7 separate regions of the Homo sapiens genome follow, and regions 2, 3, 4, 5, 6 and 7 are each linked to region 1. A link is a loop called in an ENCODE intact Hi-C map of the cell type or tissue named here. Cell type or tissue: endothelial cell of umbilical vein. All regions are shown on one strand.

The links. Peaks named below come from ENCODE experiments on the same cell type or tissue, not always from the same donor. Only the 100,000 strongest peaks of a DNase experiment are listed, where the experiment ranks them.
Region 2: a loop joins it to region 1, with 5 times the contacts of the local background. A loop is called at or near these places in 19 of 110 quality-filtered maps.
Region 3: a loop joins it to region 1, with 5 times the contacts of the local background. A loop is called at or near these places in 7 of 110 quality-filtered maps.
Region 4: a loop joins it to region 1, with 5 times the contacts of the local background. A loop is called at or near these places in 2 of 110 quality-filtered maps.
Region 5: it touches region 1 in a loop (3-fold over the local background); 19 of 110 quality-filtered maps call a loop at or near these places.
Region 6: a loop joins it to region 1, with 4 times the contacts of the local background. A loop is called at or near these places in 7 of 110 quality-filtered maps.
Region 7: it touches region 1 in a loop (3-fold over the local background); 7 of 110 quality-filtered maps call a loop at or near these places.

Annotation. Positions count from the first base shown.
Region 1 is chr1:66,369,359-66,373,358 of GRCh38, reverse strand. PDE4B (phosphodiesterase 4B) reads right to left here. Exons shown (of 17, transcript NM_002600.4): 17 at 1-1,046. The coding sequence ends at 681. Among named protein-coding and RNA genes, the nearest start is that of SGIP1, 160 kb to the left of the region's middle. RefSeq lists enhancers at 29-78, 449-538. In endothelial cell of umbilical vein, no CTCF peak of the experiment used is centred here; DNase peaks (open chromatin) are centred at 1,588, 1,878 and 2,698; H3K27ac peaks cover 3,071 bases.
Region 2 is chr1:66,436,241-66,440,240 of GRCh38, reverse strand. It overlaps LOC105378776 (a long non-coding RNA gene), which reads right to left. Exons shown (of 3, transcript XR_947467.2): 3 at 588-801. Among named protein-coding and RNA genes, the nearest start is that of SGIP1, 96 kb to the left of the region's middle. In endothelial cell of umbilical vein, a CTCF peak has its summit at 3,686; DNase peaks (open chromatin) are centred at 960, 1,630 and 3,720; H3K27ac peaks cover 2,404 bases.
Region 3 is chr1:66,263,859-66,267,858 of GRCh38, reverse strand. PDE4B (phosphodiesterase 4B) reads right to left here. Exons shown (of 17, transcript NM_002600.4): 7 at 1,772-1,821. Among named protein-coding and RNA genes, the nearest start is that of PDE4B-AS1, 220 kb to the right of the region's middle. In endothelial cell of umbilical vein, no CTCF peak of the experiment used is centred here; DNase peaks (open chromatin) are centred at 68, 908, 1,938 and 3,818; H3K27ac peaks cover 3,911 bases.
Region 4 is chr1:66,502,387-66,506,386 of GRCh38, reverse strand. No RefSeq gene overlaps it. Among named protein-coding and RNA genes, the nearest start is that of SGIP1, 30 kb to the left of the region's middle. In endothelial cell of umbilical vein, a CTCF peak has its summit at 2,316; DNase peaks (open chromatin) are centred at 56 and 2,336; H3K27ac peaks cover 847 bases.
Region 5 is chr1:66,444,606-66,448,605 of GRCh38, reverse strand. No RefSeq gene overlaps it. Among named protein-coding and RNA genes, the nearest start is that of SGIP1, 88 kb to the left of the region's middle. RefSeq lists enhancers at 1,916-1,965, 1,976-2,025. In endothelial cell of umbilical vein, a CTCF peak has its summit at 2,000 (motif pointing right); DNase peaks (open chromatin) are centred at 2,025 and 2,945; H3K27ac peaks cover 1,298 bases.
Region 6 is chr1:66,269,851-66,273,850 of GRCh38, reverse strand. All of the region lies in intron 7 of PDE4B (phosphodiesterase 4B), which reads right to left. Among named protein-coding and RNA genes, the nearest start is that of PDE4B-AS1, 220 kb to the right of the region's middle. In endothelial cell of umbilical vein, no CTCF peak of the experiment used is centred here; a DNase peak (open chromatin) is centred at 2,460; H3K27ac peaks cover 1,628 bases.
Region 7 is chr1:66,251,810-66,255,809 of GRCh38, reverse strand. All of the region lies in intron 4 of PDE4B (phosphodiesterase 4B), which reads right to left. Among named protein-coding and RNA genes, the nearest start is that of PDE4B-AS1, 200 kb to the right of the region's middle. In endothelial cell of umbilical vein, a CTCF peak has its summit at 2,316; a DNase peak (open chromatin) is centred at 2,289.

The sequences.
Region 1 (4,000 bases):
AACAGAGAGAAGTTTTAAGAGTGACTGTGGAGTTGGACTGGACAACAGGGGAAGGAAGTAAAATGTGGTTAGAAGTGTATCCTTTCTGTCTGTTTGCAAAAGTAACTGTAGTAAAGTGAAGGATATTGCCCAAGAAAGAAGGAAGACTATTTTCTTTCCCTTTTCCAGAAAGAGTCAAAAAAGTTTGTCAACTTTGAAAGCTTATCTGTGTAGAAGTTGATACTAAACTCCAGGTATTCAACAGGCATTTTAAAGACATGAAAATGTTTTACAAAAAAGGCACACAGGTTGGCAGACAAAGGGACAAGTGAGAAGATTCATAAATGAAGTTATTAGTCAGTGAGTTCAGTCACTGTCGGGGATAAGTTCCCGAAACTTAGTGCAGAATGATCTCTCAGTTTTGTGTCTTCCATTTTCAAGCCATGTGTCTTGATCAGAATCGGCCCCCAGCAACAGCTTCAGCCCTCTCCACCAAGCTTGCCATCAAGGCAAGTCAACCGTGGGATTTCCTGAGCTGCTATTTGCTTCCTGGTCTTGCTTTCTGACTCCAAACTCAAGTAACTGAAAGGCCAGGTGGCCCTTGTCCTGTGCAGGTCTTGGCCCCCATGGTGGGCTGGCCCTACCACATAGCTGGCATGCTCATCAAGGATAGAATGTTCATCTCCACAGGGAGAGGGGGATTATGTATCCACGGGGGACTTGTCTTCTGTTGCAATGTCTATGTCAGTCTCTCCCAGGGAATCTCTGTTTTCTGGATCAATCACACAAAGCGTCTTTGTGCTGCTGAAATAGCTGTGTCCCTCTCCCTCCTTCTCAGGTCCTTCAGAATCTTCCTCATCGAGAGTCAGTTCAAACTGAAACTTCTCCATCAGACCCTGGCAGTCCCTGTTCTGCTCGTCCAGTGGTGGTGAGGGACTTTGAGGTATCATGCTCTGATACCAGTTCCTGTTATCTTCTAAGGTATCGAGAATGTCCTGAGCATCAGGCTGTACCAAATCTGCCCATGTCTCCCACAATGGATGGACAATGTAGTCGATGAAACCAACCTGGAGAAAAATAAGATGACACATCTGTTATTGTGATGGTGCTTGAAAAGTAAACAAGGTTTCCTGGTTTCCATGCAAAGAAAGAACATTAATAACTTCAGAAAGATCAATCATAATGGATTCCATGATTTGGGCACTCACAATACAGTGGGTCTTACACTGAATGCAATCGATGTATTCTCTCTTAATCCTGGAAGGTAAGTATTGCTGTTTACTATTTACAAAGGCAGAAACTACGACTTATTGAGATTAAATATCTTGTCAGAGGTCACATAACTAGTGACTGGTGGAGCTGGGACTCAGTCCCAGCTTCATCTGATTCCAAAGCCCGTGTTCATCTTGCTACAACAGACTGCATTTCCTTTTATGTGCGCCAGATAAGAAGTCTGGATGGAATCCTCATGATTTCCAGGGACCCAAAGACAAAGAATGACTTTGCCACTACTTGGATTCTGTGAGTCATTTTCTGAAGAAGGCAGGCCCAGGTCTAACGTGTTTTGACTCAATATTTTTTCCTTGTTAACTTTAAAATATGTTGCTATTCCAAAGTGATGAGGAGCTGGCTCCTGACTACTCTGGAATTTCTCAAGTTCTGTGGAATGCTTTTGGCTGGTAGAGGAGTTTGATGAAACACGTGAAAATACTTTGAGCCCTGAAAGAAACACATATCCCCTCGGTGGACATCCATGCAATTGTTTTGGATCTACAGAGCACGCAGTCATTTCCAACAGGTGAAAGAAGGGAAAATAAAAAACAATTAAGCAGTTCCTTTTGCTGATGTTCCTGTGATTAAATACCAGGCTTATGGCTCTGTTATGGTTTACTCAGGGGCTATGCATCCTGCATGAGCTAGCAGTGTGGCCTTACGCTGGCCTCCTCATTGTTGGACAAACAGGAAACACTGGGGGTGGGGACAAGTAGAGAGAAAGAACAGGCACTAGTTGAATGAGGGAAGGGAATTCCCCTGCCATGGTCTGGGGAGCTACAGAGATGCTGCATTGGGATTTAGGGGTAGATGGTCAAAGGGCACCCACCCATGGGACATTATATAGGTCTCTTTCCACACTACTGGAAACTTTCCTTTATTAACATGTTGGTAATTGGCCAGTCATTTAATACATCCAAGTTGTACTGTACACAAGAACTTTGGTCATATGTGATTCTTTCATAAATAAAATTATATATATATATATATATATATATATATATATATATATAGTATGATGTGTGTGTATATATATATATATATATGTATGATGTGTGTATATATATATGTATGATATATATATATTTTCTTATTCTTCTTCTTTCTGGTGCTTTCCTAGCCTTAAAAAGGAAGTTTCACAGCAAAGTCAGGGAATCTCTGATCTATACTGGTTACAAAAACTCAACCGTACATGATTCAGATATTTCTCTCACTTCCACCCACTCCTTTTCCCTCCCTTTTACTTCTTTATGTGTGCTTAATGAATGTTAGAGACTATTTTCAAGGTGTTTTCCAGGGACCCAAAATAACAAGCTCAAGGTAATGGAGAAAATTGAATAAGCTGAACACAGTGCAGTCATTTCCTTTCTTCGCTTGTTTTGCTTCTGCTAAGAAATGCTGAGAATGTTTTTGAAAGGTAGCTGCTAGTTATTTATTCCCTAGATCACAGGACGAGAGAGCTGTATGAATCCTGAGAGCACCCAGTAAAGAGCTTTACTGCTGGGCCAATCAGACAGTGTTCAGCAGAGCCCATTGGTGGGAAATACCAGAGTGGATAACGATGTCATGGCAACAGGAAGACCTGTCCCTAAGATGGAGAGTGAAGAGCTTTGGATGAGAGAGCTGCTGTAGTGGACCAAGAGGACAGCTTTGCACCTGACATGCTGGGGAAATATCTACTTTATCTATCTTGCAAGGCTGTTTGGGGATCCAAGTAAGATAATGTATGGAAAATGTGTGAAATGCTCCACAGAACATCATATAAACATAAAACATCACTGCTATTAATAAAAGGGTGTTATTCCTCCTTACTGATTCATATCTTGTTCCACTTAAGCCTTTGGGCTATTCGAATTAACCCTCATTAACAATGTTAACTTGCATTTTTACAGTATATTAGACTTCAGAGCACTTTCACAGATTTCTTTCTTTTTTTTTTTTTTTTTTTTTTTTTTTTGAGATAGAGTCTTGCTCTGTTGCCCAGGCTGGAATGCAGTGGCACAATCTCAGCTCACTGCAACGTCCGCCTCCTGGGTTCAAGCAATTTTCCTGTCTCAGCTTCCCGAGTAGCTGGGACTACAGGCACACACTACCATGCTCGACCAATTTTTTGTGTGTTTTTGGTAGAGACAGGGTTTCACCATGTTGGCCAGGCTGGTTTTGAACTCCTGACCTCAGGTGATCCGTCCACCTCAGCCTCCCAAAGTGCTGGATTACAGGCATGAGCCACTGTGCCCAGCCCTTTCACAGATTTTTTAAACTCATTTAGTTGGGTTTCTCTAAGAAGCAACAAAATAAATATTGCAAAGGAACTGTATATTAATATTACAAGTATATGCAAATTTGGAGTATCCAGGTAGTAGGGAAAGAGGATAAATACTGAAAATAAACAATCCAAATGTTTTTGGGATAAAGATCTTGGACAGTCTATGAACTCATTCTCAATCTCAGCTACTTGGCTCAGCCCATTCGTTTTCTTGAAAAATCTTTGTATGGATACTGATACTTTCCATTGCTGCATATTCTGCAGCTATTGGCATCTGGACATTTCTGTATTCACCCCTCCAGACTATTGTCCCCTGTCCTGAGCACACACAGAATGTGTTGCTTTGGACACAACCAGAAAATGTCAGCATGTTCTCAAAAGCATAGAAGCATCCTTGGGAGGGAAGACAAGACAGGGCTTTGACTATGCAGTAAAAGAGACTGCCTCTGGTGATGGTCACCGTGGGCTTGATTAAGGACAGAA
Region 2 (4,000 bases), 67 kb before region 1:
CTAATTTTCTGTCTTTTGTCTAAACACCCACATACCTAATTAGTGAATTCAAGTCTCAGGTAAATGCAATTAAAGGAGACCTGAGGATGTGGTCCTCTGCCTTTCAAGTAGGGAATGCTGAACAATTGAGGAACTTCAGAGACTGGGAAGTTTTGAGAGTTTAATGCACATTGAAGTTTCAGAGGGCTCCCAACATGGATCAGGATTTAGGGGGTTCCTAACTGAATTATATGTGAGGCTGCCCCAGGAAGAAGATAGAAAGGAAGATGCATTGAGATACATATCAACAGGACATATTTTCTTCCCTGGACTCTCAGTCTCCATGGTAGTTCAAATATTCATCATGAATGGAAGTTTGATATTATAACTCCAGTGTCTGTTAGGAAGAAGAAAGAAATTAAAGGGGGAACAGCTACTGTGTCATGGAGAAACACCAGATGTGTGTACCTGGTGAGAATGACTCAAAAGTGCCAGGAAAAATTTCAGGTAGCATTTTCAAACAATCAGGATAATAAATCAAGTATTTCAAAACACAATGACTTAAGCTGTTGTTTCTGGTTAATAACAACACCACAATTCAGCAAGACTGTAAATAATGATGATTTTACTTAAGCAATTGTATTTTTAGCTAGAGAAGTACACATTCAGCATTGAAATCATGGAAGTGAGAATTTGGAATTATGAATTGTTCTGGACGTAGTTCCTCTCTTGCCCTAGCACTCTTCAGCTTTCTTCCTTGGTCAAAATTGCAAGGCTGTCTTGAACAGTCCTTTTAACCATCTGGTGCTTCAGCTTTCTCCTCTGCAAAATAGAAAAAAAACTTTGTACTATTTGTTTACAAAGAGCATACTAGGTTTCTAATATGTATTTCTTAAATAAATTGATGGTTTGTTTTTGCCAGCATTAAAGCGCTATCCAGGTCACGCTGATGACCATAATCTTCCAGGGCCTCTAAACCCTGCAAAGGATGTAAACTAGTTCCTGATTCCAACTGTAAAACCCAACTTCCTCATTTCAGTATAAATGATACATTAACAATGAGTCAATACCATGAAAGTGTGCATTTCCTAATACTGACATGCTTTTCAAAATTTCTCAGTGCTTTTTCTTTCATTTTAAGTTGGGGAAAAATCAGCAGCCCTCTCGTCACTACTACTCTTTTATATGAGCAAAATGAGGCTCTAATGACTGAATAACTTGCTTAATTTTATATAACAAAGACCCTAGATCTATTGATCTTTCTTCTATCCAGGTACATTTATTAATAGAATTGCCAATCCTCTGTTAAGTCCTAGGACAAATAAAAGTGTCTGATGCTCCATTAAACCTGCTCTTGGTACCAGATGGTAGATGTGAACCTGTTGTAAAAATTGACTGAAGGAGTGGTAGGAGTCGTATTGATAAAGGAGTATGGCTGTCCAGACTGGTTTAATCCCTAGTCACTTGAATCATCCTGACGTGTTAAAAAACAAAACAAAACAACCAAGAGGATGAGTGCATCAGAGAGGAAGGATATGGAAGATTTGTTTAGTCTTAGAAGTAGCACATTAATGCCAAACAATAGGATGACTTCGACTCCGAAATAAATTTGAAGGAATTTGAATTCCCCTTTCGAATTCGAACGGGAAGGAGAAGGGAATGATTTGAAAAGATTTTCAGTGCAAATCTCTGCCTTTTGGGCCACCCATCCCAGCCAGGCTAGTCATGGTGAGATCCAGAGTTGGGGCTAGAGGAAGGGGCGTTGTTGAAAAATAACATGAGTCACAATCCAATGGAACAAAAATGTCATTTCTAGAATATGATATTTAAAAAAAATAAAATGGGAGAAGAAGATGCTCACCTGGGTGTACTAACTTTGTAGCCATAAAAGTTACACAACTGCTGCTTTGAAATGCATACCATCTCAAGGAGGCCTATAGGAAGTCCTGCCCCACATTTTGCTTGCCTACAGGGTCTGCTATTATAGATGCAGTTAGGAGATTAGAGCTGGCCATTTCTGGCCACATCCGTTATTGCCAACCACTATGAGAACATTTATAATTCTGAATCAGGATATAAGAATGAGACAGGCTCTAGAACACAGTTTCTATCTTTGGCACTATTGACATTTTGGGTCTGATAATTCTTTTTATGGAGAATTTTCCTGTGCATTGTAGGGTATTTAGCAGCATTCCTGGCCTCTGCCTGTTAAACACCATAAGTAGCTCCCCAATGGTGACAAACAGAAGATGTCTTCAAATATTGTCAAATGCCCTTTGGGAAGCAAAATCATCCCCAGTTGAGAACCACTGCCCTAAAACACTGTAGGCAATCTTTGTCACATCTTCCACACATAGAAAAACTTTTTGTTTTGTACAAATGTTTTCTCTACAAAACCTGGAGGGTGATCTGGGAATAGCTCAACAAAGTTCAGTGAAAAAAATTGTCACTCTTTATATTTATATCCTTATAGGAAAAATAAAATACAAGATGTTTAGAAAAATATCAAATATTAAATTTATATAAAGGTTCCAAATAAAATAATTTTAAAAAATTAGAAATTTGAACTTATTACCATTGACATATCTTTTTACCAACAGATACCATATTCAAAATAGCTATGCAAAACTCTGAGTAAGACTTCTTAATGATGATTGTTTCAAATTCCTAGTGGTGTGTATCAACAAGAACCTTCATTCCCACAATAAGATAATTTAAAAAATTAAAACCATTGTTTACAACTATTTGAAGATTTGCAACATTTGAAATTAAAGAACCTAATAGCTTATCCTTTTCTTATACTGACAAGTTAATGTTTAATTTTTTATGATAGAGCAAAGGTACTTTAAATTCAGACTTTTATGCTATCTAGCATTCCAAAATAATAACGAAGGTCTAATTTGTATATTGCATATGCATTGTAAGAGCAGTTGCCCTACAGCTAGCATGGAAACCACTAAATGGACTTTTTTGTCCATCTGCTGAAGATGAACAGGAGTATCTGATATATGTGAAAACAGATTCTGGGCTATCACGTGTTGCTGGGCAGACCAGAAATCCCCACCATGTTTCTGCACTCACTCATCCCCACTGGCCACATCTTGGGCTAAGCTCTAAGCTTCTGGGCAGCTGGACACAAACTACCTACTGATCCTCAGGCCTTACCTAGAATGGTCTGCGGTGCTAACTGCTAGGATGGATGGCTGCTGAGATGCCCATGCAGTAGAACACCTACCTTCTTGGCTGTGTGCATTCAGGGCATTATAGTGGAGAAATGCATGGTAAATGTGACTCATGGTGCCCACTGCCTCCTCTAGGGACTATGAGGGTGGTCCTTGGACTCCTACACTGCTCAGACCAGTCCCCAAGAAGACTCTGATGAGGCTTCTCTTGGCTAGAGGCACATTCTGAGAGCTGAGGAACGCAGTAATTCATAGCACACCTATAATCCGTTTGTGGCACACCAGTGTGATACTACATATAAGCTAGGAAGCTCTGCCTTAAAGAATTCTGCCTAGCCCTAAGGCACCCTGTGGCCCAAAGAGAGGCATGACTCACCTCAGATCACACCCTCAGTTAATACCAGAGCTGGAACCAGCAGCTAACTCTCTGGCTCCAGGCACCACAATCATGTCGATTCTTCATTTCATGCCTTTCTTCCTCCCACTGATGCATTCACCACAAACTCCTCATGTGCCTCACCTACTAATCAAAAACATTGGCTGGTCCAGCACCTACCACAAGGGGAGCAGTGTTTCTTAAGCTCTGTGGTGCATAAGAATAGAACTTTAAAAATATGTATATTTAACTGCTGTGTGTTTGTGGAGAAAGTTGAAGCAGGAAGAGGGAAGAGTGAAGCTTTATTATGGGAAGCACAAGTAGAATTTCCATTCTACTCCATCTAATTTCGCTGGCTGAGTACTAGGCTGAATACTAGATCTTGGTGAGCTTAAAAGAGATCTAGAAACCCAAAGCTACAAATATGGAAGAGTTTGAAAAGCAGGCTATTTTATCTATAAAA
Region 3 (4,000 bases), 110 kb after region 1:
AAGCTGATAATAAGAACAAAACAAGGGATGTGTGTCTCCTCCTTCCTTTTCTAACCGTGGCTAAACGTTAAGGAGATTTTGAAACCCGTAATTACGTAGTAATTGGTATCACTACATTCTCTTCCCAGTGAAAAGCCAAGATTTTTGTAGTTTGCCACAGAGACAGAAGGAAACAAATTGCCTGAGTGGTACTGTCATTTCTTTGCTCCATTGTTTGAGAAGACTTTATCAAAAGAATCCCTAGTTGTCAAGCTGTAGTTGCTGTGCCAATAATCACAAAAGGATCTTTCCAACCACATCTTTGGTTAATGAGCTAATTTATAGAACCATAAATTGTACATATTCTCCTAATGTTTGTCAGTATTTATTACAAGAAAAAGAAAACATAGTCTAAATAATCAAATTGATGTAAATTTGGCTAACAGAAATGTGAGCAACATTGCCTCACTGGTAGGCCAATATGATGAAATGATTGGAGTTTCAAAACTACCTCCTTCGATCTCCAAGTATGTAACACGAGTTATATGTTAAAACATCCTATTTTGTTTCTTTTTATAAAAGTTCTAAAAGAAATAGTACATGCAGCACACCAGGTTTTTGAAGTCCATAGAGTACTGTTTACTTCTTTATATTTCATATTACGAGGCTCTAGAGTAAACTCACCTTTACTTAGTATCTTTCTTTCACTTTTTTTTCTCGTTCTCAATCTTTCTTTTATAAAAATATTTTAAAAAGCATGCACCACAAATACTTCAGAAGCCAATGAGCCAATAGAATCTGCTGCTTTTGTTCCCTTCTTTTAGAAGCTAAGCTTTTGTAATACTTCCGTTATACTTATGATCAGGATACCAGAAAGAAAACACAACAACCAAGAGAGAAAGATTTTAAGTATGAAGCGCTGCTGGAAATAGAAAAGCATGTGAGGCATCGTTAGGTGTCAGGCATTAGGTGATCTCAGTGTGAGTTCATCTTAATTGTTTCTCCTGTGGTTTTTCTCAAATCTACTGCTACATTAGTAGGGAACAGATTTAGGAGAAAACATTATTTGGACTTTAACAAATATCATAGAACTGGTTGCATTTTGTGTGAAGAAGAATTTCAGTTCCAACAGAACTCCATGGTGTTCCTTCAAGGTGGCCCTTCCTCTCTGCAGCTCTCAACACACCAAGAAAAGTGGATGCACTGTCCTGAAAGATGAGAGGTTAGGTTCTTAAAAAACAAAAAACAAAACAAAACAAAACACCGTTGAGGAACAAAGTTGGATGCCCTCCAAAAGAAATGATTCGTGACCTGGAAAGAGCCTTTGGTTTCACACCTGGAAAGGATGTAGATTCAAGTGGAATCTATAGTTGACATTAAGAGGGAAACCACTAACATATCCGCAGGGGCCCTCAGGCGAACGTGGAGCACCTTAGGTCTTCGATGTTAGCTCTCCTGGAGTTTATTGGGGCCAGCAAGCTGAGGTCAAGCTGCACTGTCAATACAACTCTGTCTCCTGCTCCTCTTTGGGGAAGAGGCAGCATTACCCCATGTTTATCATATTCTGAAAGCCTGCACATACAATGGGCAAATTATTTAGTACTGCTTTTAATGTGGTTTTAATAGAGTGAAGTAATGCTCCAGTGTACCTTAGAAAAAAGTCACCAAGAGACATACTTTTGAGAGCCACAATATGCAAACAACACTATTGTTCTAAAAAACAGTTCTGAATAAGAGGCATGTTTATTATTCTATCTTGAAACATCTAGATAGACCTTATGACATGGCCTACCTTGTGGGTTGACTCTGGAGACAGGAGGCTGACTAGCAGCTGGGGACCTCCTGTGGAGACAGAGAAAAGAAGGACTGAGTCTGTGTATCAAAACTGCCCATTCCACCCCCGACACCCCACCCTCATGGTTACTGAGGACTTTTCCAGGTCATAATGAACTATGTAGTGACATAATGCCATCTCCGGAAGGCAAGCTCCTGTAACCCGGGTAGATGACTGCAATTCTCTCACATCCAGATGGCCTGGAATTTCCCTCTGCAAGTCCTCAGGATGCTCAGACTCTCCAGGAAGGAAGTTGTTTACTCCAGGTCCCAAACCAGCCCCCTGTTTTAAGTTTTGCTGTTCCAAGAAGCCCTGAGAAAAAGAGTCACTTGCTCAGGCATCACTCGAAATGCCAGAGTGAATCTCAATTCCTTTGGGCAGTGCTGTAAAAAGTTATAGCCAGAGGAACCCTTGGCGATCAATCACTTCAGGCCCCTAATTTTTGTACCTCAGGAGACAGAGACCTAGAGAGGTGAAGTCACTTGCCAAGGTCACACAACCACTGGGAACAGTCATCCAGCTTGCTTTACTTAGGGAACAGAATTTTCATGGAGGAACTGGGACGTCATTCTACATCATAACAAGCCTGCTGATGTCAGGGGTTAAATGAAACAAGCAAACCCATGTTCCCATAGTACTGGGGCTCCTCCTTTTTTCTTGTTTCTTTTCCTTTCTCTGCCCCTAACCTTTCAATTTCACTGCTCTTACCCTTCTTCTCATGTTTTGCAGAACTTCTACCAGACTCTCCTGTTTCCTGATGCACTGCTGGAAAACTTCTCAGGAATACTATTGAGCGGGGCTCTCAAATTTTAGGGTGCATCAGAATCACCTGGAAGTCTTATTCAGACACACTGCTGGGCCCTACCCCCAGAGTTGCTGATTCAGTAGGCCTGGGATGGGCTTAAAAGTTTGCCCTTATAAAAAGTTCCCAAGTGGTGCTGATGCTGCTGGTCTGAGGACCACATTTTCAGAAACACTGGCATTAAGGATTCTCTGCTCCACTAAGGAGTAACAGGACATTTGCAATGAGCAAGAGAGTGAGACTCTAGTCCAGTGGTTCTCAAACATGGATACGCAGCCGACTCATCTGGGGAGCTATTAAATTTCTTTTTCCAACCCTGAAGAGTCTATTTCAGTATATCCGAGATGAGGCCTGGGAATCTGTAGTTTTCACTTCTTTTTGCATTCTCTTGCACAGGCAAGCGTGAGAACGAAGCCAAATTCTAAATGACAAAGAACAGCCTGCATCGTTGTTGCTAAAGAAGAGTCTTCCTACTGGTGTGGCCACAGAATTAATTCCCTAGGTTTTTCTACTGCTCTGAATTAATCTCTGGTCCTTTAGGGACAATCTAGCTTGTAGGTACCCATACCTAGTAGCCGTAGTCTATAGACAGGGTCCACATCTACCATTAATTTACTAGCTGGGTGATCTTAGGCAGGGTACTTTTAAACTCTCAGTGGTATGAAATTTTCACATGTGACAAGAGAAGGGAAATTATCATATAGTGATTGCTTTTCTCTGCTAGGCTGTGCTAGGTATTTCTTAGCTTCCACTGGGAGTATTATCACCCCATTTTAAGGATAAGAAAACTGAAGCTCAGAGAGTTTAAGAAACATACTGACACATGATTTATAATTGGCACAGCCAGAATTCAAAGCTAAGTCTTTCTGAACCCAAAGTGCATGCTCTTTCCACTATACTATATGCTGATAACACCTGCACTAATACTGAGGGCTGTTTTTCAGGAAAATTAAGAGATTAAATTCCAAAATCCTTAGCCTGGCATTCAAAGTCTTTGCTCTCTAGCCCCAACATCCTTTTCCCAGCTTATCTCTCATAATTCCTCATTGCCTGACATTTCATCTCAGACCACTGACTGGCTCTGTGCTCTCATGCATCCTGTACTTCTCTTTTGTAGCACTTTAAAATTATAGCTTAAATAGGCTCTGTCTAGTTAGTGTTCAATACATAGTTCCTTTGATTAAATGTAAACATTATGTGAGCAGGGAACAACTTGTTTACCGCTTGATCCCTGGCACCCAGGATGGTCCTTCATATGACAAGCATTCAGTAAATACTTATTGAATAGAAGAGTGAATGAATGAGGGACAGAGCTGACTCACACTTGCCAAGGCCAAACTTGAACACTTCTTTTTCCTTGAATATGTGCTGCCCCTTTCCTGCCA
Region 4 (4,000 bases), 130 kb before region 1:
CTGATTGGTTGGTGATGAAATCATAGGAATGTGGAAAACGGATGGTCCTCATGCGCTGAGTCCACCTCTGGGTGGGAAACACAGGACCAGCTGAGTCATGAGTCACTGGTCTCAGTCGGGTGAGTTGCCAGAATGCAAAAGTCTGAAAAATATCTCAAAAGACCAATCTTAAGTTTTACAATAGTGATGTTATCTATAGGAGAAATTGGCAAAGTCACAAATCTTGTGACTTCTGGCCATATGATTCCTGAGCATTAAGAGATTATAGAAAAACAAGCTAGGGACAATGGCTGGTTATTGTTTAGCTACACCTACATTTTAGCAGAATTCAGGCCCCTCCCGTAATTCTAATCATTGTTCTTTCATGCCAAAAATTCAGACAAAGGTGGTTTCCATTCCTGAACAGGAGGGGATCAGTTTTAGTAAGGGACTATTATCAATCATCCTTACATTAAAGTTAAACTATAAACTAAATTCCTCCCATGGTTAGCTTGGCCTACACCCAGGAATGAGTGAGGACAGCCAGCCTGTGGGGCTAGAAGCCAGCCTGTGGAGTCAGCTGTGCTAGACTTCTTTCACTGTCATAATCTTTGCAAAGGTTGTTTTAAGTTTGCTCTGTTGCCCTGGCTGAAGTGCAGCATCATGGTCATAGCTCACTGCAGCCTCAAACTCCTAGGCTCAAGCAATCTTTCCGTTGCAGCTTCCCAAGTAGCTGGGAATACAGGCACATGCCACCACACGCAGCTGAAAGTTTCAAATTTTCTACCTTAAAAATTGAAATAGGCTGGGCGAGGTGGCTCACGCCTGTAATCCCAGCACTTCCGGAGGCTGAGGCGGGCAGATCCCTTGAAGTCAGGAGTTCAAGACCAGCCTGGTCAACATGGTGAAACCCCATCTCTACTAAAAATACAAAAATTAGCCAGGCGTGGTGATGGGTGCCTATAATCCCAGCTACTTGGGAGGCTGAGGCAGGAGATTCACTTGAACCGCGGAGGTTGCAGTGAGCCAAGATTGCATCATTGCACTCCAGCCTGAGCAACAGAGCAAGACTCCGTCTCTAAAACAAACAAACAAAAAACCACAAACAACAACAACAATAACAACAAAAAAATGGAAACTTCTGAATATTTGACATGAGGCTTTTGATGTGTTTTTGTTTGTTTGTTTTTGTTTTCATGGTTAGCCTGTTTCTCTTAAAAGCAAAGTTGAGAGAAGGAAAAATACCCACATACTGTATTCTCTTTTCAGTTAGACTTTAGGTTTACCAAGTTTTACCCCACTGCCCCACCACTTCACAATTAATTATGCACATTGAGAAATTGTAACTTATATCAAATTATGTTCTAAATATATTGTTTGTTTCATGGAAGTAAAGATTAATAGCCTAAAAGGGGCTTTAAAGATTATATGTTCAACCCTCTCAATTTATAAGAGAATGGAAGCTCAAGGAGTTAAAGGAACGTGGCCAAGTTCATGCAGCCACACTGCATGGCAGAACTTAAATTCAGATTCTTTTTTTAACTCCCCCAAATTATATTTAAAGACCATAATTAGTTTAGGATTTTTGGAAATACTTTTATCATAAAAAATTGCAAAGGCAGAAGCTTACAGAGTTGAATATATTATATGTATGCCTACCACCCAGCTTTATTGAATTTTAATATGTATTTAGATTTGGAAATAAAATATTATAGGTAGAGTCGAAGCTCTTCTCCCATGTTCTCCTCCAAAATTCTCATCACTTCTGCCTTTCCTCAGAGGTAACGATCTGAAAAATTTGATGTGTTTCAGGAATTCCTTTAGGAACACTTTTAAAAGGAAATAAATTCTAAAAGTAATTACATTTACAGAGAGTTTTTATTCTTACTAAACTCAGTAAACCTTTAATGTTAATAAGAGAATGCAAATAAAGTTTGTTTACAGAAAGAAAAAAAAAACACCCAGTGGAAGGAAACTGACTGTCCGGATATGTCTTCCAGCAAAACACCAAACTGAAACTAAGTTTTACTGACTAAAGATCATACATAAGAGATCTTTTGGTTTAATAATAAGAACCAAATCCTGTTTCTCTATGAGTGAAAATGGAGAGAGATGCTTTATGGGCATGCAACCATGGAGTAACAAAACACCCTATAGCTCAAGGGGTCCTTTGCTTGGCTTAATGCTCTGTTATTGCTGTCTCAAAATTCTAGATACTTTTTAAACAAAGGGCACCATATTTTTATTCTGCCCTGAGCCTTGCCAATTATGTTGCTGGTTCTGGTTCCCAAGGCAAGTGGCAGCTAGCTACCGTCTAAGGACTCTTGAGGTGACAATGGCTGTCAAATCCACTTTGTCCTCAGGAGGGTGCTGTTCCACCTTTAATACTCAGTCCTAGTCTTAGATGCAGACTTTTTGCCTTCATTTCCCAATGTGCAGCTAAATATAAAATCAGGAATGTGTAAGTAGGATTTTAAAGTCTGAGCTACTCCAAAAGAGAAATAGACATGGAAATACAAATAGATATGAATTTGTTATCTATTTGTTGAGCTTTGACCTTGTGCCGGGTGCATGGTAAATTCTGTGTTTCTTTAATTTGTATAACACCTTATGATACAGATGTGATCATTCCCATTTTACAGATAAACTGAGAAACAGGCAGTTTAAGTATCTTCCAAAGAGTAAATAGCTAGTAAAAGGAAGAATTAGAATTTTAGCCCAGTTCTCTCTGCCTTCAGAGATCATAAGTGGAAGTTTTGTTTGTTTTTGTTTTTAATCTAGAAAGGATAATTCTAGAAACAGCCAAGTAACAATTTTTTTTCAATTTTTTTCAAATGTCATTCTCATAAAATGAGAAAGATTTTCCATGGTGCATCATGCAATTTTTGAACCCACCTTACTAATTAGATGCAAGGTCCTGTATTATTGTCCTGTTCCAATAATCATGTATCTCAAGGTTTATTTGTCCAGTGGAAAAGTTAACTATTTATTGTTATGTTAAAATGCGACCCAGTATACCTAGTACCCATACAGAAAACACATTTCCTTGCAGGAGTTTATATTATTACAGTATAAGTTGGTCTCTACTATAAAATGAAGCAATGGTAAGTACCACATTGAATATGATATTTCCTCATAGAGTTTAAAGAGCAAATCAATATCAGATTAAGAAAATTCCCTTTGTTTCTCAGTTTATCATCATAAATGGGGGTTACATTCTATTGAGTGCGTTTCCCACATCTACTGAGATTTTCATACTTTTTTCTCCTTTCTTAAGAACATAAGGTGTCCAATTACATTACTTGGCTTTTTAACATTTTAAATCTTGAATAGCTGATATAAATTCCACACAGATATTACATATTCATTTTGTTATACATTACTGAATTTGGTTTGCCAAACTTCTCTATTGTATCTTTGTTGTCTATTCAATCCATTTTTGATTTTATTTTTATAATAAATACCCTTTCTTCTACTTTCCTTGGGTTTATTCTCTTGTTTTCATTCTAACTTCTTAAGGTGAATGCATGGCTCATGTATTTTAAGCCTTCCTTCTTTTTATTTCCCAGTATTACCATTTACAGTACACAATTCCTTTAAATACAGCTTTGGCTGGACCCCACCAGTGTTTTAGTTTTTACATTCAGTATTTTGTTTTCCATTATGAGTTCTTACTTGATCCATGAGTTGTTTACAAGTGTATGCTGGAATAAAAAAAAGATTAAAAATAAAATAATCTGTAATGCAATCTGTGAAATTTTCATAGCCTTTAATTCTCTATCTTTAGCTTTGTCTAATATTCTATTCTGCCTGTCCACCGAGTTCTAATTTTAGTTATTATATTTCTCATTTCTAAAAGTTTTGTTTCCTTTTCACATCTTCTTGGTCATTATTTAATACTCCCTTGGTTCTTTAAGCATATTAAACAGCCTTTAAAAATACCTACTAATTTTAATCTATAAATCTTATCAGATCTAACTCTGCAGTTTATTGTTTCTGCTCACTCTTGCTTCATATGACT
Region 5 (4,000 bases), 75 kb before region 1:
CCAGAGTGCTGGAATTACAGACATGAGCCACTGCGCCCAGCCCAGTTTTCACATTCTGTTTTTCTTGCTTTTTTAAAATTTCCTTTTCCATTTCTTTTGACCTTTTACACATGGTTGTTTCTGTTGACAAAAAGCCAAACTCTGTAAAATATTTGAAGAGATTTCTTCTAAGTCAAATGCAAAGACCATGACCCATGATACAGCCTCAGGAGGTCCTGAGAACATGTGCCCAATGTGGTTGGGTTACAGGTTGGTTTTATACATTTTAGGGAGACACAGGACATCAATCAATACATATGAGGTATACATTGCTTTGGTCTGGAAAGGTGAGACAACTTGAAGTGGGGGCTTACAGGTCATAGATGAATTCAAAGATTTTCTGATTGACAATTTGTTGAAAGAGTTAGTTATTATCTAAAGACCTGGAATCAACAGAAAGGAGTGTCTGGGTTAACGTAAGGTGATGTGGAGACCACAGTTCTTATTATGTAGGTGAAGTCTCATAGGCAGCTGCTCTTAGAAGTAATAAATGGCTAATATTCTAATATTTCCTATTCATACCTTTAAAAATGCTAAACTCTCATCTAATCCCTTCAGGGTCAGAAAAATACCTGGAAAGGGAAGGGGATTCTCTGCAGAATGTAAATTTTCCCCACAGGAGACAGCTTTGCAGGGCCATTTCAAAATATGGCAAAGAATTATAATTTGGGGTAAAATACTTTTGTTTCTTTCAGGCCCTGCTATCTGTCATGTGATGCTATGCTTGAGTCAGGTTGGAAGTTGGTATCTTAATGTTACCAGAGTCTGTTTTGTCAGTCTTGAGATCTCTGTTTTAATTTTAATGCTGGACAGTTGTGCCTGAATTCCAAAGAGAGGAGGGTGTAATGAGGCATGTCCAATTCCCCTGCCCTTCGCATCATGGCTGGAACTAGTATTTTATGTTTCTTTGGAATCCCCTTGGCTGACAGGAGGGGTCCATTGAGTTGGTTGGGGGGACTTAGAATTTTATTTTTGGTTTGCATTTCACATTCTTTTTCGGATCACTCCAATATCTGGTCTTTGAAAGTCTAATCTTTCATGTATTATTTCTGCTGTCTCTCATGTGCTCCTTGTGTGTTCTTTGGTTTTGGTTTTTCTGTTTTCGTTATGAGCTATATTTTATGGAATACAATCTGTAAGAATCCAATAACCTATATTGGAGGTGCTGATTGCAGCAATGTAAGTATTTATTTCCAGACAATCCCACCATATAACTCCCTCCTCTGCTCACTTGCTTACTGCTACGGCTGCCTGCTCAGGTTGTAGTTCATTGCTTCTGTTATTATTTACTTAACTCTTAGAGCCTCAGAAGTTTTCCCTCACTTTTTAATAAGTGTAACAATGCATTAAAATTATGTTTATTGTGTGTGTGTGTAATTCATCATTGGATTATAGGTCATTGGATTATAGGTCAGATACTTTTTGAGCCCTGAACATCATAGGCTGTCCTTTTCAAGACATCATATAATGTCCTATTCCATCATAAGAATCTTTCTCCAAAATTCCATGAGAATGACCTGAATCTTGATGTCTCATTCTCCAAGACTCAAGAAAGCACATATATTTGCATTCTCAGACTGATAGCAACTGAATGGTTATCATTCAAGGAGAACTTGTGAAAGCCTCCCCTTCCCCAGAAATGTCCACATCAGGAGCTTGGCGTTTAAGAGGTCTCTATGTTCTGGTATCTGAGCTGTCTGAGGGTCACTTTGGATTACAGATTCAGGAGTGAGAGGGACCTGGTAGTGAAGACCGCAGACTAGAGATGCTTGTAAGAATAACAGGGGGAGAGAGATTTCTGAAATTGGTATATGGATTTTTGTAATTAACATTTGCTATATCCCCAGTGTCTAGTATAAGCTCTGACAAATCAGAGACTTTAGAATAAATCCTTGTCGGTTGAATTAAAAAAATCATGAACCCTTTTTGAGCTTTAGCGACAGTATTGCTTTCTACCACTAGATGGTGGTGTAAAACCACTTTCTCTCTCTCTCAGGCACACAAAATGGCCTTCGTTGTTTTCTGGCCTTCCAAGCAGAAGATTCATCTCCCCAGTCTCAGCTTTTCAAATAATCTCAATCTGGATATCACGCGGCCTTTTCTTTCTGAGAAAAGCTTGAAATCTTTCAGATTCATTCTTGAAAGCTGTGATTTTTCCAGCAACACGTCTACTAATATTTGATTCACACTGGGAAGATTTCTATGGCTGTGACATCCAGAATGCAGATACATCTATGGAGCATGGTTGTTGTTGTTTTGGTCAGAGGTGGCAGTGTAGATTAATTAATGGAAAGAAAAGAAACCAGAAATTGTGAGATTTGGATACCAGACTCAACATCTCTGTGCCTTTCCTCAAATTAAAAATATCCAACTTGGCCGGTGATTTTCAAATTGTTCTCTTGTTCCACAATGACCTAAGGAAACTTCAGAGACAAGTCCAGCTGACAAGGTGTGTGCATGTGTGTGCGTGCATTTGCACATGTGTGTGCACATGTGTGTTTGGTGATTGGAGCAAGTATGAAAGGTTCAGTTATGTTGATGCCCCTCCTAGCCCTCACATTTGTGGTTCTAAGTTCTTTCGTTTTCATGATTGAATTTTTCACCCTGGTCTACTTGAGTGCATACTAAGAGATGTGGGGCTCTGGACCAGCCTGAAAGGAGACCCCTGCAGTCTCTGTTCATCTCCAGCACCCTCCTCTTCTCTCTCCTGGTTCTGTCTTTCTACTGTCTTGCTGAGCTCTTGCTGCCTGGCTCAAATAACTCAACACAGCAACAAGAGGTATTTGGAGAAGGGTTGGAGAGACAGAGTTTTCATGGCAGTGCAATTAATTGAAAAAGAAAAGAGCCAGTTCTTATAATGAGCCTGAGTAAGTACATAAACAGAAACTGAATGTCAAGACTCTCAAACAGGAAAGCGTCACCCCAGCAGGCTGTGCACAGAGGCAGGAACAAAGCCCACAGAGGCAGGAACAAAGCCCACAGAGGAAGAAACAAAGCACATAGAGAAGAGGGTCGCAAAGATGGACAGGTGGGACCATGAAGTTAAACAGCTCCACGAGCATGCTTTGAGTGTCTACTATGTGCTGGGCTCTAAGGATATGGAAACAAATGTAAGGAAATCTTAGGAATTGGGAGAGAGGTTCCAAACTAGAGAGCTACCAGGCCCTATTTAAGTGCTTTGACAGTAGGAGGGACAGAGTGCCAGGAAAATTCAGAGAAAAGGTACCAAATTTAGTGTTGGTGGGTTTGGGAGACTCCCTGAAGGAACTAATGCACAGAAAAAAAAAGGAAAGGAAAAGAAAGGAAAGGAAAGGAAAGGAAAGGAAAGGAAAGGAAAGGAAAGGAAAGGAAAGGAAAGGAAAGGAAAGGGAGGGGAGGGGAGGGGAGGGGAGGGGAGGGGAGGGGAGGGGAGGGGAGGGAAGGGGAGGAGAGGGGAGGGAAGGGAGAAGGGTGGGAGGGAGGGAGAAATAAAGAGAGAAAGAAGAAAAGTTTGTATGAGCTTAAAATTGTCTCTCTAATCCTTCTCCAAATACCTCTTTCCTGATGCTGACGTGTTGACTTATTTGGGCCAGGCAGCCAGAGCTCAGGGTGACATTAGAAAGACAGCACCACGGGAGGGAATAGGAAGGTGGTGGGGGTGAGCAGAGACCTGCATTCATTCTTAGCTAAAGGGTTATCTCTTTTCAGGAGAAATTTTTATCAGACTTCTTTAATATATATTTGGTAGTTGGTTTTATACAATTATGTAGTATTAATAGCTACTCTTCGTTAAGTTCTAAGCATAGTTCTAGGCAATTTACATACAATTCCACATTTAATCCTCACAACAATCCCTTGAGCTAGGCAGTAGTATCAAGATCTTTATGTTGAAAACTGTTTTATGGAAAATTTTAAGCTCACACCAACTTTCTTTCCTTCCTTCCTTCCTTCTTTCCTTCCTTCCTTCCTTCTTTCCTTCCTT
Region 6 (4,000 bases), 100 kb after region 1:
GATATTTCAGTAAGCCTTAACAAAGCTGAACATGAGCCTCACTTCCTTTCTAATCTTATCTGGTTCAGGCATGGGCATTATTTCATCCCTATTTGTTCAGTCCATAAACATTTATTGAGCATTTGCTATGTCCCGGGCTTTATGTTATAAATTGAGGATATAGAAAAAGAGGATTAGTATTTGAACTTGGGATGCTTTTAGTTTAGAATGGGAAAAAATGAAATAATTACAATACAGTATGACAAGTGTAATAACAGAGATTTTGAGATAATAATTAACAGTAATTTTGGGTGAGTTGCAGAAGGTATATCAAGAAGATGAAGGGTTAAAATGCACTTTCCAGAAGGAAATGGGTAAAGGAAGTAGTATTTCCTATGCACATAGTATATATCAGGGCCCAGGCCCTGAATTGAGACTATATATTTATTTTAATCCTGAATCCAAGAATCAGATGATATATAGAATTTGTTCACAGTGACAATGTGAAAAATAATCCCTGAGCTGAATATGTAAATGATATTTTGGAGAAAAGGCAACCAGGTAGAAGAAACAGCATATATGAAAGCAGGAAAGCAAGAAGATCCTGGTGTATTTCAGGGATGTATATTCAGTGCACTTCAGCCATCAGTTGTGCAGGGGGGTGGCAGCGTAAAGTGGGAGATGAGGACAAAGAAAGAGAGCAAAATTCTAAAGGCTTTTGCATGCCTGGTGAGACATTTAGGTCTTATCTTGAAGGCAAAGTATAGCTAAAGAAGAAAATAATGTAACCATAACTGGGGTTTATAAGAATAGTTCTACTTTGGGAGGCTGAGGTGGGCGGATCACAAGGTCAAGAGATTGAGACCATCTTGGCCAACATGGTGAAACCCTGTCTCTACTAAAAATACAAAAAATTAGCTGGGCACGGTGGTGGGGTCCTGTAGTCCCAGTTACATGGGAGGCTGAGGCAGGAAAATCGCTTGAACCCGGGAGGCTGAGGTTGCAGTGAGCCAAGATTGTGCGCCATTGCACTCCAGCCTGATGACAGAGTGAGACTCCGTCCCTCCAAAAAAAAAAAAAAAAAAAAAAAAAGAATTCTAGTACCAGAATGGAAGCTGGTTTAGAGTGGGGAAAGAATGAGGACAATAATAACAAGTTGGAGGACCACCACAATGCTTTAGGTACAGGATGATGGAACAATAAACAAAGGCAGAGGAAGTGGGGGAGAAAAGGAAAAAGATTAGAGAAAAAGACTAAAGGAGTTGGCTGTGGTAGGTGAAGAGGGAGATAAAAGGGTGGATGATGAAGATGCTACTCAAAGTCAGAAAGACAGAAAAAGGGACAGTTGTGTAGGTGAATGAATTTGGGTCTCCAGATGAACCAAAAGGGGTTACCAGAGGTAGTCAGATGTCTGGCATTTATATACAAACTTACTGATAAGTAATGGGGGTTGGGGGTCTCCAGGGAGTGAAGGTACAGGACTGAAGAGAGAAATGGGTTCTAAAACCAATGGGATAGTTTCTGACAACCAGATTTGAAGAAATCTGTCTGCTCAAGATGTCTCCCTAACTTCGATCCTGGAGGTGGAAGAGTCCAGATGTGTGAGGCGAATCTCTGGCTCTGACTCCTGGGGCTGTGCAGGTAAATAGAGCTGTCAAGAATGCCCAGAAAGAGGCACATGTTTCCTAAAGGGCTCTGCCTGCCATGCCTGGGAGCTGCATGACCAGGCTCGAGGCAGGCAGCAGCTAGGGTTTGGGAGGACACAGGCACGTGGACAGCCTCCTGTGGGAGCGCTGCAGATGAGGCAGCTGAGAGAAGTGAAGCTTTCTTCCCAGCTTCCTCCTCCACCCTTTGCTGCAGATCCCTGATGCTACAGCACAGTGCTAGCTGCAAAAAGGTTGATTCATAGATGAGGGGATGCAGCGACATGCCACGCAGGGATGGCAGAAAGTACAAAAGTGTGTGTGTGTTTGGAGGAGACTGTTTATTCAGGGAACTATATATCAAACACGACCTTACTGGCAGACAATAGTGATTTGCCTAAATAATTTATGCAACCAAGTCAACATCAAGATAGGCTGTGTAGAGCAAAATGTGAGACTCATTTTTAAAAGTGGGGTACCTCCCTTCATGGTCTCAATTACAGGAGATGCTTTTGCACACAAAACATTCAGGCAACAGTATCTGGGTATCTGCTTGAGCCTACTGTAACCAAAGAGAAAGAAAGGCCGGAACTAAAATGCAAAAGAAAGAAAGAAACTGTGTTTGGAGATAGGTCTGCTACAGTATAAACTTTTCCCTTTCTCTGGCTTACTGCTATAGCAAAACCTGATGGTTGTCTTTGTAAAAAACGTGTCTGTATCTAGGTCCCTGGCAGCGATTTGCCTCTGGGAGGGCCAGCAATCTATTTAATGACTCCATTGACGTCAATAGCATAACTGAAATACTTACTAACATGCATGATTCCAACTTTCAAGGGGAGGGTGGGTGGATGTTGTTTCTCAGCAGTACAAAAATGTGAAGTGGAGTCAACACGGAACGGACTCAACTGTTCAGGCAGCTAGTGAGAACTTAGATGAGGCCTCCTCGGTTTCATTCAAAGAGAAGAAATATTTATGCTAAATTTGCAAATTAATTTTGAACTAGTGAAATAACCATAATAAGCAGGGTGTTATATTTGACAATATCTGCTTAAGGGAAACATTTTAACGTTTGCACTTTAGCTGAGGTATTAATGTTTTTGCGAGTACCAATACTTAATTTTAGATATGTATGAAATAACTGCAAATCAATATAAACAGCTCAGTGTTGATGCTCTGGGGTAAACTTTCATAAGAGGGCTATTTTAGACAAAAGCAATTATTACAAAACAACCATTTGGAAAATTATTCTCAAAATAACTGGGGCTTTTCTGGTGCATTTTTGCTATCATTTTATATGCAGGCTGTCTAAACGCTGAAGGCGAGTAATTAAGGCAATTATTCCATTAATTCAGCACACAGAATTCAGAATAAGGAAGAAAACATAGTTTGATATTTCTGACTTTTTCTTTTTCCATTCTTTTTTATCTCTTTTCTTTCCTTTTTCTTTTTTCTTATAATTCCCTCTAATCTTTCCTTTATCATGACTGGTCAGAGCCTTTGGTCACAAGATTGATTTTATTCCTATTTGTCCGTAAGTGTTGTAATCCTGCCTGACAGTTCTTGCTTAATGTAGAAACCAAGCAAAGGTTCTGCTTGTGCTGGGCCTCATTTCCAGTCATCTGATGCAGCACTGCTCTCAGGCTATTGCTGTGGTTCTCAGAGAGCCCTTTACCCATGCACATATAGACCCTGTCTCATCACAGGTCCTGAAAGTTCTGGCAAAGAATGAGAACGGAATCAATGTCATGACTTTCTGAATTCCTTAAAATCGAAGATAACTCACTGACCCTCTTGTCCACTACTTGAAGAGACCCTGCATCTGGTACACCCACATGAACCTCCGGAGGGATAGTCATAATCAAGTAAAGCTATGGGCAGAACCTGTATGGAGAAATAGGTTTCCAAGGAGAAAGCCTCTTCTTCTGTTTTATCAGTTGGTAAAAAGCCAATTCCTCCCCAGAATGGCCTAGACACATATTAAAAGAAATGTCTCATACGATTTCTCTGAACACAGTCTTTTCTTGAAATGCATTCTAATTGACTGGTGTTGAAAATCACCATAAATCAAGGCTATGGATATCCAGGCTTTGATATCATTAGTATCTGCAGCAATCTGGCTTGAAGTCCTCAAAGTGATTCCCTAGTCATCTTGGTGCTATGGTTTGCTGTCATTTCCAGTGACCCATAGACTTCTGTGGTGTTTTTCATAACATCTGATCTGTTACCAGTGGTAATGTTCCTGCTCAGTAAATTTACTGATAAATTTTAGAAAAAGAAATTTAGTAGAGAGCACCCCACCTTATGTATCAAATTGGCTGCTAAAATATTGTATACATGATACATATTATTTTACATCAAGTCACATTTACATGACTCGG
Region 7 (4,000 bases), 120 kb after region 1:
GAAACAAAGTAGGGGAAACAAAAAATATTTTAAAAACTGTAATAGACATTTTAATACAGAATGAGAATTAAAAACAATGGGTATACTTCATGAAGTCCAAAGGAAACATGACAATTACAGGTTAGAGAAAGTAGGAAAGTCTTGATTGAGTGAGCAGTGTTTCAGAGGAACTTTGAAGGATTTAAAAAGTCAGGGATGGTAGATGCTGCCAATGAAGAGAAATGGCAGGAACAAAGGTACTGAAATGGGAAAATACTGAACACGCTTATTAAGATGTTTGATGGCTATTTGGGTGGAGCAGAGCATATTAGCTATAGACATTTGTAGAGAATAAGGATAGAAGGCCTCCCACGCTCATATTATGGACAGTCCAGACAAAGATTATAGAGTCAGTACTTAACTCCATAGAAAGAAATCACCCAGGCTGGGCGTGGTGGCTTATGCCTGTAATCCCAGCACTTTGGGAGGCCGAGGCAGGCGGATCACCTGAGGTTGGGAGTTTGAGACCAGTCTGATCAACATGGAGGAACCCTGTCTCTACTAAAAAAAAATACAAAATTAGCTGGGTGTGGTGGTACATGCCTGTAATCCTAGCTACTTGGGAGGCTGAGGCAGGAGAATTGCTTGAACCCAGGAGGCAGAGGTTGCAGTGAGCCATGATCGCACTATTGCACTCCAGCCTGGGCAATAAGAGTGACACTTTGTCTCAAAAAGAAAGAAAGAGAAAGAAAGAAAGAGAAAAAAAGAAAAGAAAAAAAGAATGAAAGAAAAGAAAAGAAAAGAGAAAAGAAAAGAAAAAGAGAGAGGAGAGAGAAAGGAGCCAGGGAAGGTTTTTAGTGAGATGGAAAGTGAGATGGGCCAACAGAAAAGTGTTTTAGAAAGTAAAATGCCTTGGATGTGGAGGGATAGATTGGAGTGGGGACAGACCTGGAAAGAATAGTTAGAAATTGCACCCATTCTGATGAGAACCAATAGGTAATGTCAAGAAAGGGACAGAATGAGACAACTTGAAGAGAGCCCAGAGGTTTTGCAGAACTTGACATTTAATTGGATAAGGGGTCATAAAGAAATATAATTTTCAATTTAAAAAATGGATATCTGAGAAAACAGTGAAGCCGTGAGTAGAAATAAGGAAATGAGGAGTTTCCCCTCCTGTTGGGGGAGTTTAAGGTAGTCACTGAGTTTTTAAGGTACACGTTGAACTTAAAGGTACTGATTTGTATCCGGGTGGAGACATCGAGCAGGAAGACTGAGATATGGGAATTCGAGCTATAGATTTAGGGGTTTCCTACAAAAGTAGGGATAGTTAAGGCCATGGCAGGAAGTGGCCCCATGAGGTGGGGGTACATATAAATAGGGAGCCAAAGGAAGAGCCTCAGGGTTCTTGGAGAGATACAAAAAAGAAAAAATAATCAAGACAGGAGCAGTTGTGATAAATGGAGTGTGGTGAACTGTATCAGAAACTGACCCTTTCCAACCTTTTTTCCCAAGATGAACTTTGAGATGGGTGAAGATCTTGTGGTTTGTTCTGATTCTTTTCTTTCCTTCTTTCTTGCTTTCTTGCTTTTCTTCTTTCTTTCTTTTTTTTTAGGCTAGTCAAGTGAAGTGTTCTGATTTCTGATGTGAAGTTCACATTGTTCATAAGACAACAGGATGAATTTGGGACAAGATAACGGATTTAGATTTAAGTGCATCTTCTATGACTCCCGGATTTCCAGAGTCTAGTATCTAATAAAAGCTAATTAATATAAGTAAATCTCATGCATAGGTGGTACCTTGAGCTGATGTACTGTTGAATGAGTTGGAGGAGTTATTAAAACTGTACAATCCAAAGATTAAAGGGAGATAAAGAAACATTAATAGGGCATAATGTCAACATGACTTTATCATTATGGAACTTTTGAAGTTTAGGAGAACAGAACATTCAGAAGCAAAAAATGGATTTTACAGATGCCCAGCATTGGTTCCCTTAAACAATTTGAGCTGCCAAAGCTAATGCTGTATGTTAGAAAATTGCTATTAGAGAATCTATCAGATAATTTATAGAAAGTAACAGAAAAGAAACAAAACAAAACAAAAAACTTCTCTTAGAGTGCAACCAGATTATTTATGGAACTATTATAAATTTTTAAAAATCATAATTTGATAAATCACTAGTTAAGAATCAAATGGCATAGAAATTATAAAACATTTGATTGATTATGAAAACTGATACACTTCTTACTTTCCCAAACCCCTGGAGAAGGCAATGCCTCTCAGGAGCAAGTCCAGATATTCAGAATCATTGCATTGCAAGAGCAACATCTAGTGACAAAGCCAGCACATTACAAATTTGTAGAATAACGAAATGAGCACTCCAGTCTTAGTACTGAGTCATAGAATTGAGTGTATGTAGGTCTGCTCTAAACAATAAAATGATTTTCTAGAAAGCAGAAATACTGCCTTTCACTGCCACACTCTGAATTTTATTAATTCATTCCACCTTTCTCTGTTTTCTCACTACACACAGAAATTAACTTGTAATTTCCTTAATTTTTGTCTGTCATATGGAGAGATATATACTATAGTGGTTAACAGCACAGATTTTGGAGCCAAAGTGAATTGGTTTGTTTCTCAGCTGCATTATTACTAGCTATGCGACATTAGGTAACCTCTCCATGTCTCAACATTTTTACCTGTCAAACAGGGTTCTGTGAAAATTAAATTAATTATTACATATGTACAACTCTTGATAACAGTGCTTAGCACATAAAAGCAGATTAGTTATTGAGTTATAGTTATTATCAATACCAGTAGGTATCTTTATTTTTATATGGATGGTCCTCAACTTAACGATTATTTTACTTATTTTATTTATTTATTTATTTTTTGGAGACAGAGTCTCACTCTATTACCTAGACTGGAGTGCAGTGGCACAATCTTAGCTTATTGCAACCTCCACCTCTCTGGCTCAAGTGATCCTGCTATCTCAGCCTCCTGAGGAGCTGGGACCACAAGCACGCACCACTACTCCTAGCTAAGTTTTTGTATTTTTTGTAGAGACAGGGCTTCGCCACGTTGTCCAGGCTGGTCTCAAACTCAAGCGATCCACCCACCTTAGCCTCCCAAAGTGCTGGGATTACAGGCCACCACGCCCTGCCCAATTTACAATTTTTGAGTTCACAATGGCGCAAAAGCCATATGCATTCAGCAGAAACTATACTTTGAGTACCCATACAACCTTCCTGTTTTTCACTTTCAGTACAGTATTCAATTACATGAGATATCGAACACTTTATTATAAAATAGGCTTTGCTTTGGATGATTTGCCCAACTGTACACTAATGTAAGTGTTCTGAGCACATTTAAGGTAGGTTAGGTTAAGCTGTAATGTTTGGTAGGTTAGGTGTGTTAAATGCATTTTCAACTTAGGATGGGCTTTTTGGGACATTGTAAGTTGAAGGGCATCCATAATTAAAGGGTTGCATGTCTGTATTTCCAGCTGATGAGAGCTTCTTTAATCTTAATTCATGTCTGTCCATTGCAATCAAGAGGACTCATATTTATGTTATATTTACAGTTTACAAAGCACTTTCATGTACATTATTTCATGTAGTAAGAGAATGCTCCTGATCCCAGGAAATAGTGCAACCACCTATCTTCTCGACCAAGCCTGAAACCTCCCTCTTCCTTATCCTTCAATTAAACACTAACTCCTGCTGATCCTGACTTGCAAATATGTACTAACTGCTCACTAGATCATCTGTAATATAAATCCCCATCCTCTTTTACATGAATATCATGGCAGCCTCCTGTTTGGCTCTGTAGGTTTGAGTACTAGCCTTTAAGCTTCCCTACCCTTTAAACCATTTTCTATACTGCAATCAGAGCTATTTTTTTAAAATGTTGCATTATATGTTTATCTGCTTAGTAACTCTCCACTTGCAACATAAAGGCCAATTCCTTAACATAGGCCCTTCATGATGAGGTTCCTGCTCACTTTTCCAGTCTTGTTTTTCAC